Linked DNA regions of Mus musculus: region 2 is linked to region 1. A link is a loop called in an ENCODE intact Hi-C map of the cell type or tissue named here. Cell type or tissue: left cerebral cortex. All regions are shown on one strand.

The links. A loop is a pair of places that touch in the nucleus more often than their neighbours do. Peaks named below come from ENCODE experiments on the same cell type or tissue, not always from the same donor. Only the 100,000 strongest peaks of a DNase experiment are listed, where the experiment ranks them.
Region 2: it touches region 1 in a loop (6-fold over the local background); 23 of 42 quality-filtered maps call a loop at or near these places.

What each region holds. Positions count from the first base shown.
Region 1 is chr17:15,373,151-15,381,150 of GRCm38, reverse strand. It overlaps Dll1 (delta like canonical Notch ligand 1), which reads left to right and starts at 5,328. Exons shown (of 11, transcript NM_007865.3): 1 at 5,328-5,964; 2 at 6,192-6,485; 3 at 7,201-7,261; 4 at 7,457-7,714. The coding sequence starts at 5,911. In left cerebral cortex, a CTCF peak has its summit at 3,003 (motif pointing right); DNase peaks (open chromatin) are centred at 4,128, 5,169, 5,307, 6,410 and 2 more places; H3K4me3 peaks cover 3,669 bases; H3K27ac peaks cover 1,808 bases.
Region 2 is chr17:15,061,868-15,069,867 of GRCm38, reverse strand. It overlaps Ermard (ER membrane associated RNA degradation), which reads right to left. Exons shown (of 18, transcript NM_001039552.3): 18 at 5,636-6,266. The coding sequence ends at 6,251. Among named protein-coding and RNA genes, the nearest start is that of Gm35343, 9.7 kb to the right of the region's middle. In left cerebral cortex, a CTCF peak has its summit at 4,035 (motif pointing left); DNase peaks (open chromatin) are centred at 611, 3,574 and 3,993; H3K4me3 peaks cover 222 bases.

The DNA.
Region 1 (8,000 bases):
ACCCACATCCACAGGCCCAGCGATGGCCACCTCTCTAGCACCGCCACCGTCCAGAAGCCCCCAGGGGCGCTAACTCTAGTTGAGAGTCAGAAACGTATGAGCAAACTAAACGCAACCCCTCCCCTGTTAGAGCCTTCTTCCCACAAACCCCTCACCCCATTGCTACCCATTCCAGACCAAAGGCCGCGGAAAGTTCCGAGCGAGGTGCACGCGTGACTCTCTTCGGCTGGCCACGAGCAGCTGCTAGGATAATCTGATCCTGGGACAAAGGCCCGCCCGCCCGGGCTGCAGCCGCAGGTAAACACGCGCTTTGTTATGGAAATCAGCGCAGGACAGCCCGGAGCAGACAACCCACGATTCCGAGGAAGGAGAGGCATAGGGGGAGGGGCCTCGGGTGGGGCGATCTGTCATCTGCGCGGCAGCCGCCAGCTGAGCCACGCGCCTCCCCTTTTCTCATGTAAATCAGCACATGCCTTTGCAACTTTCTGCAGCCGGCTTCCCAAGACCCACGCACCCCAGGGTGAGGTGTCCTCGGAGCGCATACAATGGCTCTGAGTTCCTATCTAGCTACCCAAAGGAAAATCACCAACTAGGTGGGTAGAAGGAGGCGGCAGCCGGTTCCATCAAAGAAGAAAGGGCTGTGATCCTACGGCATGACGGAGTTCGGACCCCGATCCACTCTGAAGTTCACGGGGCGCCATGCCGGAGTCTTTTGGGTTCATTACTCCTTTTGAGTGTACTGCCCACAGAACGCAGAGGAGGCTAGGCCTACCGGTTCCACCTGGTGGGTGTGAATCTGAGGCTCGAAGTCTCTAGTCTAATTGGAAGCCAAATGCTGATTGCATTCAAGTGTGCACATGTCTGTACAAACATTAAAGTGTGTGCGCCAGGATTATGGTTGGCATGCTTGTAATCCTAAAATTCAGGAGGTTGAGGCAGGGGTATCTTGAGCTCCAGGCCAGCCCTGGCACCACAGAGAGAATTTAAAAGGGGAGTTGTGCTGCGGACTTGGTTGATCACACCAGACAGGTGGGCCACAGGTACAGGCTTCCTTTCCACGTCAACGCAAGGACTTTTTCCCCCTAATATTTTAACTGCTTTTGATTCTAAAACTGGCTGCGGAAAATGGACAGAAGGGCTGTTGGGCAAGATGTGATACTAGAACTAATTAATACACAGGCTCCTCCTCCTCCTCCTCCTCCTCCTCCTCCTCCTCCTCTTCCTCCTCCCCTCAAGCAAGCTGGCATGTTTGATCAACACCAGATTTGCTGCTTGGAAGTTTCAGTTTTGTTGTTCCGAACAAGGATCCTAATTCTTAGGACTGAGAGAACCCTCTGTTGTGTATACAGTGTTCAGTGGGTCTGAGAAAACACAAATCCCGCTCAAGTCTCCAGATTTGTTTACACAGAAAACTGAACCTGTGCTTGGCCTAGTCTGAAAACTGTTTGGGAGTTATGCATGGATACTGCCCTGTCTGCAGCCACGGTTAACTCTGTATCTTGAGAAGTGAGCCTTTTAGGTGTGTGCATGAAGGAATTGGGTCAGGACTAGGTGACCTGTGCTGAGGATGGGCACGACTAATTCAATAAAATTGTGCCTGGGAGTTTTTATTACCACATGGACCAGTAAAATACAGAAAACAATCAGGATCAATAACAGACAGAACTCCAGATGCACTTGTTGTGGCTTTAATTCTGATTATTATGCAACCTGAGTCTGCCCTATCCACCCATTGCAATTATTCAGATTGGGGCTGGGGGGGGGGGGCATGTGGAAAAAAATCAACACTACCACCAGACAACAAATACTTCCTTCTAGTCCTGTATCTGATGTATTCGGTGTCTCCTCAGCTCTAATGAGCCACACTTTGTACAGTAAATTTGCTGAAACATCAAAAAGCATTTAAAAGAAAGTTTCCTTCTTTCTTCTAATGGTGAAGGTGAGGATTTATGGTGTGTGGGGAGGGGAAATCTGTTGGCTAGGCCAACATTCAGGCAAATCTATTTAACATACTCTGGCTTAAGCTCCCTCCTGCATTTGGGGGGTTCTGAGTGCTTAGCTGTGGGAGTATAGAGACATGCAGTTAGGGAGTGAAAAAACGCCATTTGGTTCGGAGCAGATGGCTGGCTAGGGGGCTGATGGCGTCTAAAGGCGTGTCATCCCCCTCCCGGCTCGAATCCCTAAGGGCTCCCCTTGTCTTCCCAATCAATGAAAATTAAAGTGCAAAGAAAGGATGAATAGCTGGACCTCGAGTCTGTCCTTTGTTCCTCTCAGCTACTGGTACGCAGGAGTTAAACTACAACAGGCTCCTATAGAATCACTGAAGTTAAACAGTCTCCCCGTTAGCTCTGTGTTTGAAAGAGAAGGGAATAGGAACCAACTTAGGGGTGGACGATTGAGAATGGGGAAACAGGAGGATGAGGAGGAGGAAGAAGAAGAGCAGAAGGAGTAGGAGGGAGGAAAAAAAGAGCTTTCTGCTTGATTTCCCCAATACAGAATGGTGTGGCATAAATTAAGTTGGAAAAGAATGAATGCGTTGGGCAGGATTCTGATGGATTTTACGATGCCTTTCAGAACTGCTTTGCCACTGTAATCGAGAAATCTGTGCCATGTCAATTTAACAAATACTTAATACTAAGGGGGGTTTGTTCAAGATTTGGGACAAGTCCACCCCTCTCAGGGTCTAAGCCCTTGCGCGTGAAACTTTTCATTTCCAGTTTTCTAAACAGGCATTCAAACAAGCCTGGTTTCCACTTCCATCTTCTAATTAAAAGGTTCCTGATATTTCATTTCTTCTTGTAATCTCGAAGGCACAGAGGAGTCTGCATCTGACCTTGTTTCTTTTCTTCTTTGAATCCCCTCTGCTGTAGGAACCCCCTGTCACCTGAGTCCCACTCCCAAGTCCCAACAGAGAGCAGCTTCAGAGCTCTGAGAAACAGAGTTCTCAGAAAGTAACTTTCCCAGGAAACATTAGCTAGTGAAAAAGGAATCCTAACACTAGGTGGCAAGATTAAGTTAGGATTCAAGCTAGCCCAGCCTTGTGGTGATGTAGCAAATCCCTACACAGTTTACAAAGGACAGGGACTGTTTTTGCCACGGCCATGGGGGTGTGCCTTAGGGGTGTCAGTATCTTTTGAAGCCTCCATTTGTTCTATAATAAACAGGTTTTTTAAAAAGTGGGATCTAACCCTGCCTTTCTCACCTCAGCCTTGAGTATTATACACATGGCTTTTTGGTTAACTCTTTGATTGTCTGTGAGTTGGCGATGACGACGTGAAGTGCAGAAATTCCTGTTGATTCTGAAACTTTGAAAGTGTTTGGGAGACAGGGTAGCAGTAGGCAGGCTGGGTCATCAGAAAAGGAGCTGTAATTTCAGTTGCCAGATGGCCCAACACAGATGATTCTGCCCAGTAACTGCTAGATTCTTGTTAGCAGTGTTTCTCTGGGCATGCGAAGGTTTTCCTCTCTTTCTGTGCATTATATACATCTTGCTCCAGATACTGGCCTAAATGATCAAGCTACTCTGCCAGGACAGGGCTCATTCTCACCAACAGGACAGCAACACCTACAGTGAGGACACCTGTCAGGTACACCCTAGGGGCTGTGCTACAATCAAAGGAACACTAGCTCCAAGAATCACACCTCGGGATTCTAATGAAGCTGCCTAGGTGGTGGGGGTGGAGTAAAGAGGCCCCTCTAAAGATGGGAATATACAGCTCATGGCATGCTCAACACAAAGCTAGGTGCTAAGTCAGAGACTATATCTCCATTTACTTTTCTCTGGAGCTTGTAACCAGGGGAGCCGTTTAGGTAATTCATTGTGATACGTGTGTCCTGGGCCCTCCCAATAAACTCATTTCCCTTAAAAAAAAAAAAAGAAAAAAAAGAAAACAAAAGTTCTAGTGTCTGATGGATGTGTAAAAACCTAATAAGGTGACGGTTGTGTAAAGGTTATGTGTTGGGGGGTGAGGTGGGGGGAGTCTTTCAAACATGTGCCGGACATTGTCGCAGAGGCCGCGGCGTGCGCGGAGGGGAGCTCTTTCTCTCCGCATTGTGCAGAGAGCAGGTGCTGTCTGCATTACCATACAGCTGAGCGCACAAAGAGCCACTGATTCAGCCTCGCACAATAACAGACTGCCTTAATGACAGCCACGCGAACGACACACACCAAACTCACTTTTTACCAAGCAGAGGGAGGCCTGAGGGGAATACCCAGGAGAGTGGGACCGGACACCAGTGAAGGTGGTGTTGGTTGAAAATCTCCCGGGAGAGGGTGTGTACACCGGGAAAGGGGTAAGCTTAGCTTTTGGCTCTGCTGGCTCAGGGAATACACTATCCGGACCCCAATTCCCCATTTCCAGTGATCGTGGACAACACGGAGACAGCAGCGCTCCGGGACACTGCGGTGTCTGGGGGTGTCCGGCCCGGATCGCTAGCCCATCGGCACTCTCCGAGGCTCAATCGCCAGGCTTCACCAGAGGTATAAGCGTGCCTAACCTCCCCAAACTTCCCAAACTGCCGGGGTGCTCTTGCCACCCTTTGCCCACCTCTTCAAGGGTCCCTTTCCTACCGGGCACCCCGCCCCCGCCCCCTCCGGGAGACTCCTCCTTAGAAAGAGGCTGCCAGGGAGGAGGGGCAGCAGCAGGGACGCGGGCCTCTAACCTCTCCCCGGTTCCTCAGTCCCTAGGACTGAACAAACGAGGAGAGCCTAGGCGGCTAGTGTTGGAAACGCCAAGGTCCGGAGGCCGCGTCCTGCGAGCGAGTCTAGCGGTGACCGCGAGTGGGAGGCTCAGGCCGCCCAGCGTGCCTAGGGTCTTCGGGCCTGTGGCGGTGGGGCGGTGGGCGACGCGGCCTCAGCTCCAGCTCCGGGAGCAGAGCGGTTCGTCTCCGGGAACGTTTTGCAGGAATGTAAATGAGCGGGTTTTGCGCTGGGGGAGGGAGGCGAAGGGGCGAGGGCGGAGGCAGAGAGGACTAGGGGGCGGGGAGGTGGGGGGCGGGGAGGAGGGTTGCACATTTTACAGCTCACTGACCATTTGGCGATCCATTGAGAGGAGGGTTTGGAAAAGTGGCTCCTTTGTGACAGCTCTCGCCAGATTGGGGGGCTGCTCATTTGCATCTCATTAGTTATGCGAGCGGCCGGCAGGATTTAAGGGTGGCAGGCGCCAGCCCGGGCCAGATCCTCCGGCGTGCACCCGCGGTTACCCTGTCTGACCAGGGCAGGTCACGGGAGAGCACCGGTGCGGCACGGAGCCTCCCACGCTTCGGCCTCCGGTCCTCGGTGTGTGTTCTCGCATGGCATTGGCTGAATTCTTGAGGAAGACGCGAGGCTTGGCGATAGTGCAAGAGATACCGGTCTAGAACACTCTGGGAGCGGCAGCGGCTGCCGAGTGACGCCGGGCCGGGAAACCAGGGCGCGCGCCGCAGTCCTTGCCACCACCGTTCCCACCGCGCCCCTCGGGGCCCCGGATTATCGCCTCACCGGTGGGATTTCCAGACCGCCGCTTCCTAATAGGCCTGCGAAGGAAGCCACTGCAAGCTCTCTTGGGAATTAAGCTGAACATCTGGGCTCTCTTCCCTCTGTGTCTTATCTCCTTTCTCCTCTTTCCCTCCGCGAAGAAGCTTAAGACAAAACCAGAAAGCAGGAGACACTCACCTCTCCGTGGACTGAAAGCCAGACGAAGAGGAAACCGAAAGTTGTCCTTTCTCAGTGCCTCGTAGAGCTCTTGCCGGGGACCTAGCTGAAGGCACCGCACCCTCCTGAAGCGACCTGGCCCTGATAGCACACCTGGAGCCGAGAGACGCCTTTCCGCCAGTACTCCTCGGGTCATATAGACTTTCCTGGCATCCCTGGGTCTTTGAAGAAGAAAGAAAAGAGGATACTCTAGGAGAGCAAGGGCGTCCAGCGGTACCATGGGCCGTCGGAGCGCGCTAGCCCTTGCCGTGGTCTCTGCCCTGCTGTGCCAGGTAGGGGGCCGGGCGGGGCTGCTGCGCGGTGGAGGGAGGGGAGTCGGACCAGCCGATCAGCTGTCCATCCCCAAGTGACTCCGGCAGCGACGACCCCGAGAGCTGCCCGGCAGCGGGCAGCTCCGGATGGGCGCTGAGGTGCGCTCGGCCTCTGCGTCCTAGCAAGGGCCCGCGCGCCCCCGGGTCCCTCCGCCGCCGGCGCGACCTCACGCCCCTTCCCCGCGCAGGTCTGGAGCTCCGGCGTATTTGAGCTGAAGCTGCAGGAGTTCGTCAACAAGAAGGGGCTGCTGGGGAACCGCAACTGCTGCCGCGGGGGCTCTGGCCCGCCTTGCGCCTGCAGGACCTTCTTTCGCGTATGCCTCAAGCACTACCAGGCCAGCGTGTCACCGGAGCCACCCTGCACCTACGGCAGTGCTGTCACGCCAGTGCTGGGTGTCGACTCCTTCAGCCTGCCTGATGGCGCAGGCATCGACCCCGCCTTCAGCAACCCCATCCGATTCCCCTTCGGCTTCACCTGGCCAGTGAGTGGGCACCTGCGCGCACTCGGCTGGGTCTGGAGGGGTAGGGGTGGCTGGTTGGTGGTTGGCAGTGGGAAGAAGGCAAGGGCCACTGATAAGGGTTGGGGAATCCCACAAAGACACGCCTGAGGTCTTGACTTCTTACTGGGAACTGACTGGCAGTTGAGGAGGGGGTGTGGAACCCCAGAGGCTTTTGCAAGCCCTGGGCATTTCTCACACACCTCCTACTTACCTGAAAGGTCGAATGCTTCCCTCCCCTACCCCCAAAGTTGGGAGAGTTCTTGTCCCCTAGCTCTTAGGCCTTGGTTGGGTTGCTACCAGTGCTGGGGCTGCTCTCCATCCTCGAGGTTCCACCCCCAGAAAACAAATGACAGCTGCCCTCTCCTCTTCCTGCACCCCACCTTGCTCCATCAAGTACTCTCCCCCCTTTTTAAAATACAATTTCCTGTATTAACATGTTTTTAAAAAACCAAACCCACACACGGTGTGTGTGTGGGGGGGGACACTCTTTAAAATTCTTCTAATTAAGGAAAGTGATAGGAGTTGACCTTCATTGGCACAACACAGAGATCTGAGAGCCTCTGTACTTGGTTCTCTTTAATGCCTCTCCTCCTCCTCCAGCTCCTCCTCCTCCCACTCCTAGTCTCCCAACTCCTCCTCCTCCCCTTCCTCCTCCTCCACACTTCCGGTTATCAAGCATCTTCTCCCCTTTCCCTAGGGTACCTTCTCTCTGATCATTGAAGCCCTCCATACAGACTCTCCCGATGACCTCGCAACAGGTAAGACTCCAAGCCCCTAAACTATGCATTCTCCCCATTGATACACAGTTTACCCACTCAGCCCAGGCCTCTTACCTTCACTCTGCACCTGGAGTTCAGAGAAGAAGGGTCCTTGGCTTGACAGCATCCATACCACTCTCTCGGTTCCTAGCGTCTAGGTGTTATCATTACCAACCTGAGCATCTTCTCTCTCAGAAAACCCAGAAAGACTCATCAGCCGCCTGACCACACAGAGGCACCTCACTGTGGGAGAAGAATGGTCTCAGGACCTTCACAGTAGCGGCCGCACAGACCTCCGGTACTCTTACCGGTTTGTGTGTGACGAGCACTACTACGGAGAAGGTTGCTCTGTGTTCTGCCGACCTCGGGATGACGCCTTTGGCCACTTCACCTGCGGGGACAGAGGGGAGAAGATGTGCGACCCTGGCTGGAAAGGCCAGTACTGCACTGACCGTGAGTCCTCTGGAGAATGACCCCTAAGGGTCCATTTATGGGGAAAGACACGAGGCTTTGCAACAGGAGATGGTAGAGATGGCTCAGTGGGGAAACTGAGGCCTAAAGAGCAGTGTTTTGCTAAGGCCGTTGGCAGTTAGGCTGGATTCTGGCATTTTAACAAGGGAGACCTTGTGTCCACTGTAGGAAGCTGCTTTTCTTCACAGGGAGGAGTTCAGAGACAAGGCCAGGGGTCAGGAAGTAAGGCTGTGCTCTCCCTAGGGCCTTTGTATTAGAAAGGGAAGAG
Region 2 (8,000 bases), 310 kb after region 1:
CTGTATATTACATGCTCTGGTGTTCTTGATTTCTCATCTATGTAAATTACATCTCATTTAACAATATAGACTTAATATTTAAATTCTGGAGTATAAAATTATAGTTTAAACTTTGAACACTTTCTGTCAAACTTGCAGCCTCATTAACAAATATTATTTTCCGGGAAGACAAACTCAACTCTCTTTGACTTTATGGCCCACTCATTGAGGTGCTATGAACAATAACTTCAATTTCATATAGCATTTACAGGAGTGACCTTCAAACACTATGGAGTGATTTTCCCTACCAAACGACTTTCCATTTCCTCCTTACTGTCTCTACTTTGCGACTCATGATGATGAAAGCCACTTCCTAAGCAATTGCTACGATCCCTGATTTGAGCTGCTTCCTGCAGCAGCTCCTCAGCTGGCTTCCTTACCAACAGTCCCCAGGACACCAGGAAGTCAGGAGCTTCCGGATGCTGCCTTTGCTTGGTGTACTCAGGCATCATTCCATGGTTTGCAGGGTGTCAGGCATGTGGAAATACTGTGGCTGAGATCAGCCTGCTTGCTCTGGAAGCCAGCCTAGTCAGGGCAGGTGGAATCTGCAGCTTTTTGCAGGATGGCAAAGCAGATATCTTTGCCCTACTGTCAGTCTCTGTTGCATCCTCCCCCTGGAAGAGCTGTTTCAACTCAGACATTTGCAACCTGCCCACAGTTTTCCTGGAACCAGCAAGGAGCCAGACAGGAAAAGATGAGTGTGGAGGAATCAAACTTGGATTATGGAAACTTGCAATAATGCCGAGTGGAAGACTGGGTTTCTGTGCTGACCTGGTGACCTAATAGTGTCCCTTGATGTGACCTGTGTCCTTATGTTGACACAGCCCCAGTGTGTAGGTTACACCCTGTTGGACCACAGCCTGATACCCTTACTTGTCCCCCTGTCCTTCACTTCTCTGGTGACTGGGAGATCAATTTTGGTAACACGTCTAGGTAACATGCAATGGGGGGGGGGGGGTTGGGGTGGTGGTGGTGACATGAGTGGATCACAGAGGTAGCTCACAGGTAACTCTGCTCCTGTCATTCCAGTCACAATGGCACTTGCCTGGGTCCCTCCTGTGGCCTCTGTGACTTAGTTTATCATCCTACAGCTTTACTCAGAGGCCAGATTTCACACACACCCCTTTAGGCTTGAAGCACCCTGGCTTTGGAAGCCTAGCAGCCTTTCAGGGCCCCATTTAGTAGCCCTGCACCTTGCCTGATCCCTATCAGCTCTTGCCTTGTCCCTTGGCCACCCATCCCGGCTGGGCCCTCATGGTCTCACTGTGGTCTCCTGAATGGAGTTAAGTCCTGGGAATTGCTGGAACCAAGCACCGTCCCCCACCCTTCTTACACTGGCATCTTGAGCACAGACATCAACCTCTCAAATGGACTTTCAGAGTCTGGCTGAACTTTGACCTTGTGTGAGCTAGATTGTGACTCATCTGAGGTCAGTTTGCTCAGCCAGCAGCTGACTGTGGTAACTTGAGTCAAGTGGATATGGAAATGGTTCCTTCCTCTACATCCTTAAGGGACCAGAGCATATTATCCCGTAGGTTCCAAAACGGAGAAGGGGAAGCAGTGGAAAAAGAGATAAAAGCACAGACGCCGTAACTGCAGACTCAGCAAGTCTGGCCTGCACAGTTCTGGCATTGGAGCACGGCCCTGGGCCTGTGGGTAGCCATGAACGCTGTTCTTCCTGGCAGCTCTTAAAGGGGTCCTTTGCCAAAAATAAAAAACTCATGAAGTTGGGTGTGATGGCACAGGACTGGGGTAGACTGGCTGATTCAGGGTGACACATAGAATATCACAAGCATGATAAGAACAGATTCCTGAATGGTTTTGAAATCTCAGGTCCTGGGTCTTAGAGATACTTCACTTGGAAAAACACAAGGATATTCAGGCACAGGACTTGAAAGCACTGGGGACTTCAGGCACGGGACTTAGCACAGCAGAGCTTAAAGGGGGTGGAGGGATGTGAGGTGTTGCACCGGATATTTAGCACCATCTGGACATGACCAGAACTTAAGGGAAGCAATATTCCCACCATTTGTCAGCCTGTGAGTATCACACCTCGTGGAGGACCCCTAAGGTGTGGCTTCACACCTCCTGTTCCCACCACTGACTAACACAGCTCACGGCAGCTGAAGATCAATATATAAACACAATGCAATGTTTCCATTGATTTAGCAGACCCCTCAGCCACTAACTTAGGTCCAAACCTCATCCAGGACATGGACAAGATGGGTCCAACTAAAGAAGAAAACAAAACTATTAGCTTTTCTACCATTTAAGGTAATACAGGAAAAATAAGCAAGCAAGCAAATAACAAAAACAGAGCCAAAAGTGTGAACTGCCCAGGTCCAGATGGATAGTCAGGATTTTGACTCCAACAAGACTGGCAACTAACATAGAGGCTCCTGAGGATGGGTTAGCATGGGACCATGGAAAATAATGTCTTAAGTGGGAAGTGAGGAGCCACAGCTTGTGGGAAAAGGCTTATATCTAAATAAATTCAATACTATGAGAATTTTACATGCTGAGACATGAGGGAGGTCCTAAGCTTGTTAATTAAGAGTGAAACAGAGAGATTGGAGGCCCCTGTGCCCACTATCCCTGCATCACCTGCAGCCCCTACCCTCTGCTCTGACTGGGATTTCCTGGACCTCATAACCTAAGGACTGGCCTTAGCATCACAGCCCTCCACTCCCAGTCTGTGGACTGTAGTGCTTTCTTGCTGATCTTGCATTTTGCTGGGCTATTTCTGTCTCCCTGCCAAGCTGCTGGAAAGGTTTTGAGATTACAGATTGCATTTCTGGGACTCAGAGGAACTGTCAGTGAGAGTGACCACTAAGCAGCTGAGGACCAGCCATCCCTGCCTCCTTCACAGGGGAGTGAGTTCCAGGTTTTCTCAACTAAGTTTTCTACCGTCCTCCTAAATGGAATTAATAACATTGTCTTGGGGGGTATTCAAAGTCCTGAGCAAAAGGCTTTGAAACTATGTAAGCTTTCTGTAAAGGTAGCATTTAATATTTATAATGGCAAGTCTATGCTTATAAGGATCCCCAAACTCTAATCATTGGCTGGCACAGGACTTCACTTTATGGGTAGCTTTTTTGAACTGAGCATATTTCATTTTCAATTAATTAATTATGTGTCAAGGGGACATCCTGTATCCATCCATTTGGAGAACTTCTGATGCAATCAAAGACTTATCTTAATTGGCCCCAGTCAATTCACATGGACACTCTACAATTCAGACACAGCCCATAGGAAAACTGGTTCCAGGCCCTCTAAAGCCCAAACTCTGGCGGTACCACAGTGATTTAGTTTCATTAAAATGTTTTAGTAGGGCTATAAAACAAACCACAGACACTCCCTTTTATCCGATGTAAGGAATTTTCTTTGTTAGTCCCTAAAAGCCAATCCCACACGGGCGGGCGCCATGCTTTGGCAGCAGTGTTGGCAGACTGGCTGTGGTGTCAAGGTGTGAATTCAGCCTGCAGCTGGGGAGAGTGGGTGGTTAGAAGCCAGTCTCCACTGCAAGCCTGCGCCCCTCCTTCTCTGCAAAGCTCAGTCCAGTCCCTTTAGACAAAGGGTTCCCCTCCCCCATCAGCAGTATGGTGATTGGTGGTTGGTTAATGGTGACCTTGGTCCCTCCCTCATTCTCCTGTCACCACCACTGGCCACGATGATGTCTTCCCCCAAGAGATTAATTCACACAATACAACCCCAATCTTCCCTCATGAAGATGGACAAGATTTTTAGACTGTGATTGTTCATGCCTTTCATCAATACAGAATTAAATGAACGGAAGGCCGAGCCTTCAGGTGAACGCAATGCTCCACAGCCCCAGTGGCCAGGCGCCAGTGGTCACTTCCCACTCTTGTCACCTTGGACCTACCTCTCTGTGGCCAGATGAAAAAGGAAAGAATTCCTTTTCCTGGAGTCACAGGAGTTGGCAGGAGACGTCTTCCCACACAGCTGGCAGATTACTTAATGAAGAGCGCCACCCTGTGTCTGACTAGAGAAAACACAATCAGGAAAGGACCTAGGAAGTTCTCTAAGGGAATCCAGCATCAATGTGTTCCAGGGTGACTTCCCCTTATCACGGGGTTCACCCCTCAAGGAGCTAAGCTAGACAGAGGCCCCGTTAGCAGCACAGCCCACAGTGAGACTGCAAGCTTCCACTGACGATCCTGTTGGGATACATAGCTTTGGCAAACTCCAGGTCGGTTGACAAGAGTGCTACCTGTGCCAGGTTCGGATCCATAGGTTAAAGAAACGAAAGCTACTCTCAGCTGGGGCTTCAGGTGAGGACTTGAGGGAGACCACTGTTTTCCCAATGGTTAATTCATGTAAGGCTGTGAACGGCTGGAATGTTAGTCACATACAGTGAAGACACGCACATAGCAACACACGCATCACACAGCCCAGTGTGACAGAGAGAATCCAAATCATCTATGAGGAAGAAAAGAAGAAGAGCCAGCATTGGTTGATACAGTAGGCACAGAGCAGAGCATCTGCTGCATCACTTTTTTTTTTCCTTCCTGTCAGTCAGATGAGGTATGCAGTGGCGATGTCAGCCTCAACACTGCACAGATGAAGACAAGCCCTCAAGGTTATAGAGCTCGCCCACAAGCCTGGTAAAATATGGAACCAGTATCTTCCTCTGCGCGTGCTCACTTCTCCAGCATTGGGTCTGCAATGCCAACCTTCCGGCTGACCTCTGCACTTCTGTTTCCTTTTCTAGGGTGACTCCTGAAATGATATTTTCTAGAGGCCACTGGCAGAGATCCACTCACAGGAGTTGAGGAATCTCTTGATCCAGGATTGAACCAGGCCTCAGACAGGGCAAAGCCTGCTCGACTCAGCACGCCTTTGTGGGATGTCACCTTCCTGAGATTTCCCATCAGTCTCCACAGCATGGCCCCCAGCTCTGGTTCTTTCTGCTCTCAGAACCCCAACCTAGAATTACAGCTCATCTCTTCCACTTTCTGCTGGACAACCTAGAGAGTTCCAGAGTGGTGTCTACCCAAACAGGCTTGTCCTCCTGGAACAGAGAGACAGTGCCTAGGACTACATGTTGAAAAAGTCATTCATTTTTGTTTTTTCTTTTTTTTTATTATCTTTTAGAACCTCTGTATGTGCTTCTCTTGGGTCTTCTGTTTGCTATTTCTTTTGCAGAGCAGCCAGCCATGAGCAGCACTACATGTACTTCAGGGCAGGGTGAGCTTTGTTTGCAAGTACACTTGGCAGTTGCCTTGGCCATACAGATAGCACCTTCAATCAACAGTTGTTCAGAATCTTGAATTTGTACCTGTATCATGCAATCACTTTCTCTTCTAATGTCATGCAGGAGAAAGCAAGTCTCTAAACGTCTATCACCTGGCCTCACTAACATACTACTGTGGTATGCATTTCTTAACACACACAAACTTTTATTTTATCTTGTTTTTTAAGGTGGAGGGGCTGGAGGTGGTCTCCTTACATCTACTAGGCTGGTCACAATCTTTTGATCCTCCTGTCTCTGACTCTCAGGCACTAGGATTACAGGCATGTACCACTATACATAAGTGATATCGTTTTTTTAGGAAAAATGAAAGGCAACATAGAGTTCATGGTAAACATTTTTAAAAATCATTTAATTAACAAAGCAGATTCAGAGGTGGGTTCCACTCCCTTGAAATGATGCAATATGATGAAATGGTCCAGGATACAGGACCTTGTGTTGCTGATGTGACACACAAGGACAGGTCATTATGCATGAGAGCCAGATGACCTAGAAGTGATGCAGAGCATGTCTGTGGACCATGTATCCTTTATGTGACTCATTGAAGACATGGCACCATGTAGATATTGTTCCTTTAAAAGATAAGGTGTTAAATCTGAGGGAACAATTAAATCCCAAGTGATGAACCGCAACTTTGTATTTTTACGTTCTTCCAGAGGTTGGCTGTGTGCTGGGGTGACGGTAAAATGCAATGGGACAGACAGGATGTGCAGCTGCCACCAAGTACCACCAAGGTCTCCTCTATAGCTCAGTGTCACGACCAAAAATACCTTGATTCGTGATTTCTTTGTCAGCTTATGTCAACTTTATTTGTGGTTTTTTTGGCTAAATGTATTAACATTTGTTTCTTCTCACTGAAAGTCCAAATCCTCAACAAAACTGCGTGTGTAAGAGTGGTGGCTTCACTCCACTTGTTCTTCTCTCGGCTGGTGTAGGCCACTAGGTTCTCAGTGTACTGTAGGACCAATTTTAAGAATCTGTTAAAGAGACAGTGAGGAATGGCAGTTTGTCTGTCCTGTTGTAGAATGTAGCAGCGTGCATGTCTTGTCTTCTCTTGGAGACATCCCTAACAATTACTCAACTGTGTTTGCATTCAAGAAGAAGAAATACATGCAAAATGAAAATAAGAGAAACTGATAGAGAAAGATCGTAACGCTGGGACCGGTGCTCTCCAAGCTGTGCTGGGTCTTAGAAGACATGAGAGTCTTTTCCCACTCAGATCTTGACATGGTGTTTCTAAGTGATAGAATGCAGTTGGAAGACTGCAGGGCCATGTGGCTCAGACTGACAGAGGCTAGACACATGGTGAGAGAAGTCCCACCCACAAGTCCCTCTGCTACTGATGCTGCATCCCTTGCCTTTCTTCCCTTTGTGTTGACCTGGCTCTCTGAAGAGAACCACCATTACTATGAAACACTTGCCACTGCTAAAACCAGTTTTCTTAAAGTTATTCCCTAAGATGGCAGCAAGTTCCACCTGATTATGATACACTTCGTTTCTACACGTCCAAGTTTATCCTCAGTCTTCTGAGGACTGTAGACTTTCCTGTTTGCACTTCTCATGAAGCTATGCTACAGGAATGGCACAGCGGAGCCCGAGGAGCCTCTGTCTGGGGAGCGGCTTTCCTCTGGGACAGGTCTACTCCTCAGGGACTCTAGGAGGCTGCTACTAGGATGTAGCCAGGTGTCATGGGTGACTGTCACACAAGACACAGACAGAGAAGCTACAAAGCAAGCACCACTGGTGCTAAGGCTGAGTACCCTAACGTACTTGCCACTAGTGCTAAGGCTGAGTACCCTAACGTACTTGCCACTGGTGCTAAGGCTGAGTACCCTAACGTACTTGCCACTGGTGCTAAGGCTGAGTACCCTAACATAGTTGCCACTGGTGCTAAGGCTGGGTACCCCAATGTAGTCACCAGTGGTGCTAAGGCTAAGTACCCCAATGTAATCACCAGCCTTGCACACACTTGCCAAGGTTCTATTCGTCCATCTGGGCCCTACTTTCCTTTCTGTTGCTGTGATAAAATAACCTGACAAAAAGCAACAAAGGGCAAGAAAAGGACTTATTTGGCTTAGAATTCCAGATGACAGTCCATCAATGCATGGAAGTCACAGTGGTAGAAGACTGAGATAGCTCGTCATACTCCATCCAAAGTCAACAGTAGAGACAAACAAATGCAGTTATGCTACCTGCTTGCTGGATACTCAGCTAGCCTTCTCTCTCCTCTTACATAGTCCATGGTCAAACCAGGGAATGGTGCCACCCACATAGGCTAGGCTCTCTCACATCAATTAACAATCAAGACAATTCTGACAGACATGCCCACAGGCCAACCTGTTCAGAAAATTTCTCAAATGAAACTTGAGACTCCAGGTCCGTCAAGTTGACAATGAAAACTACAGAGCAGGTGAGATGGTTCATCAGGCGCAGCCCTCGTCAAACAAGCCTGGTGACCTGGGTTCAATCCCTGGAGCTCGTAGAAAGGTGGAAGGAGTGGGTGGAGCTGTCCTTTGACTTTCACAATTCCCCACCTCACAGCCTCCTCCCCTAGATCAATCTAAAACTACTGCTTTTAATACTAGCACTTAGAAAGCAGAGGCAGGCTGACTTCTGTGAGTTCAAGGCCAGCCTGGTCTACACAGTGAGTCTGGGCTAGTCTAAAACACACACATACACACACACACAC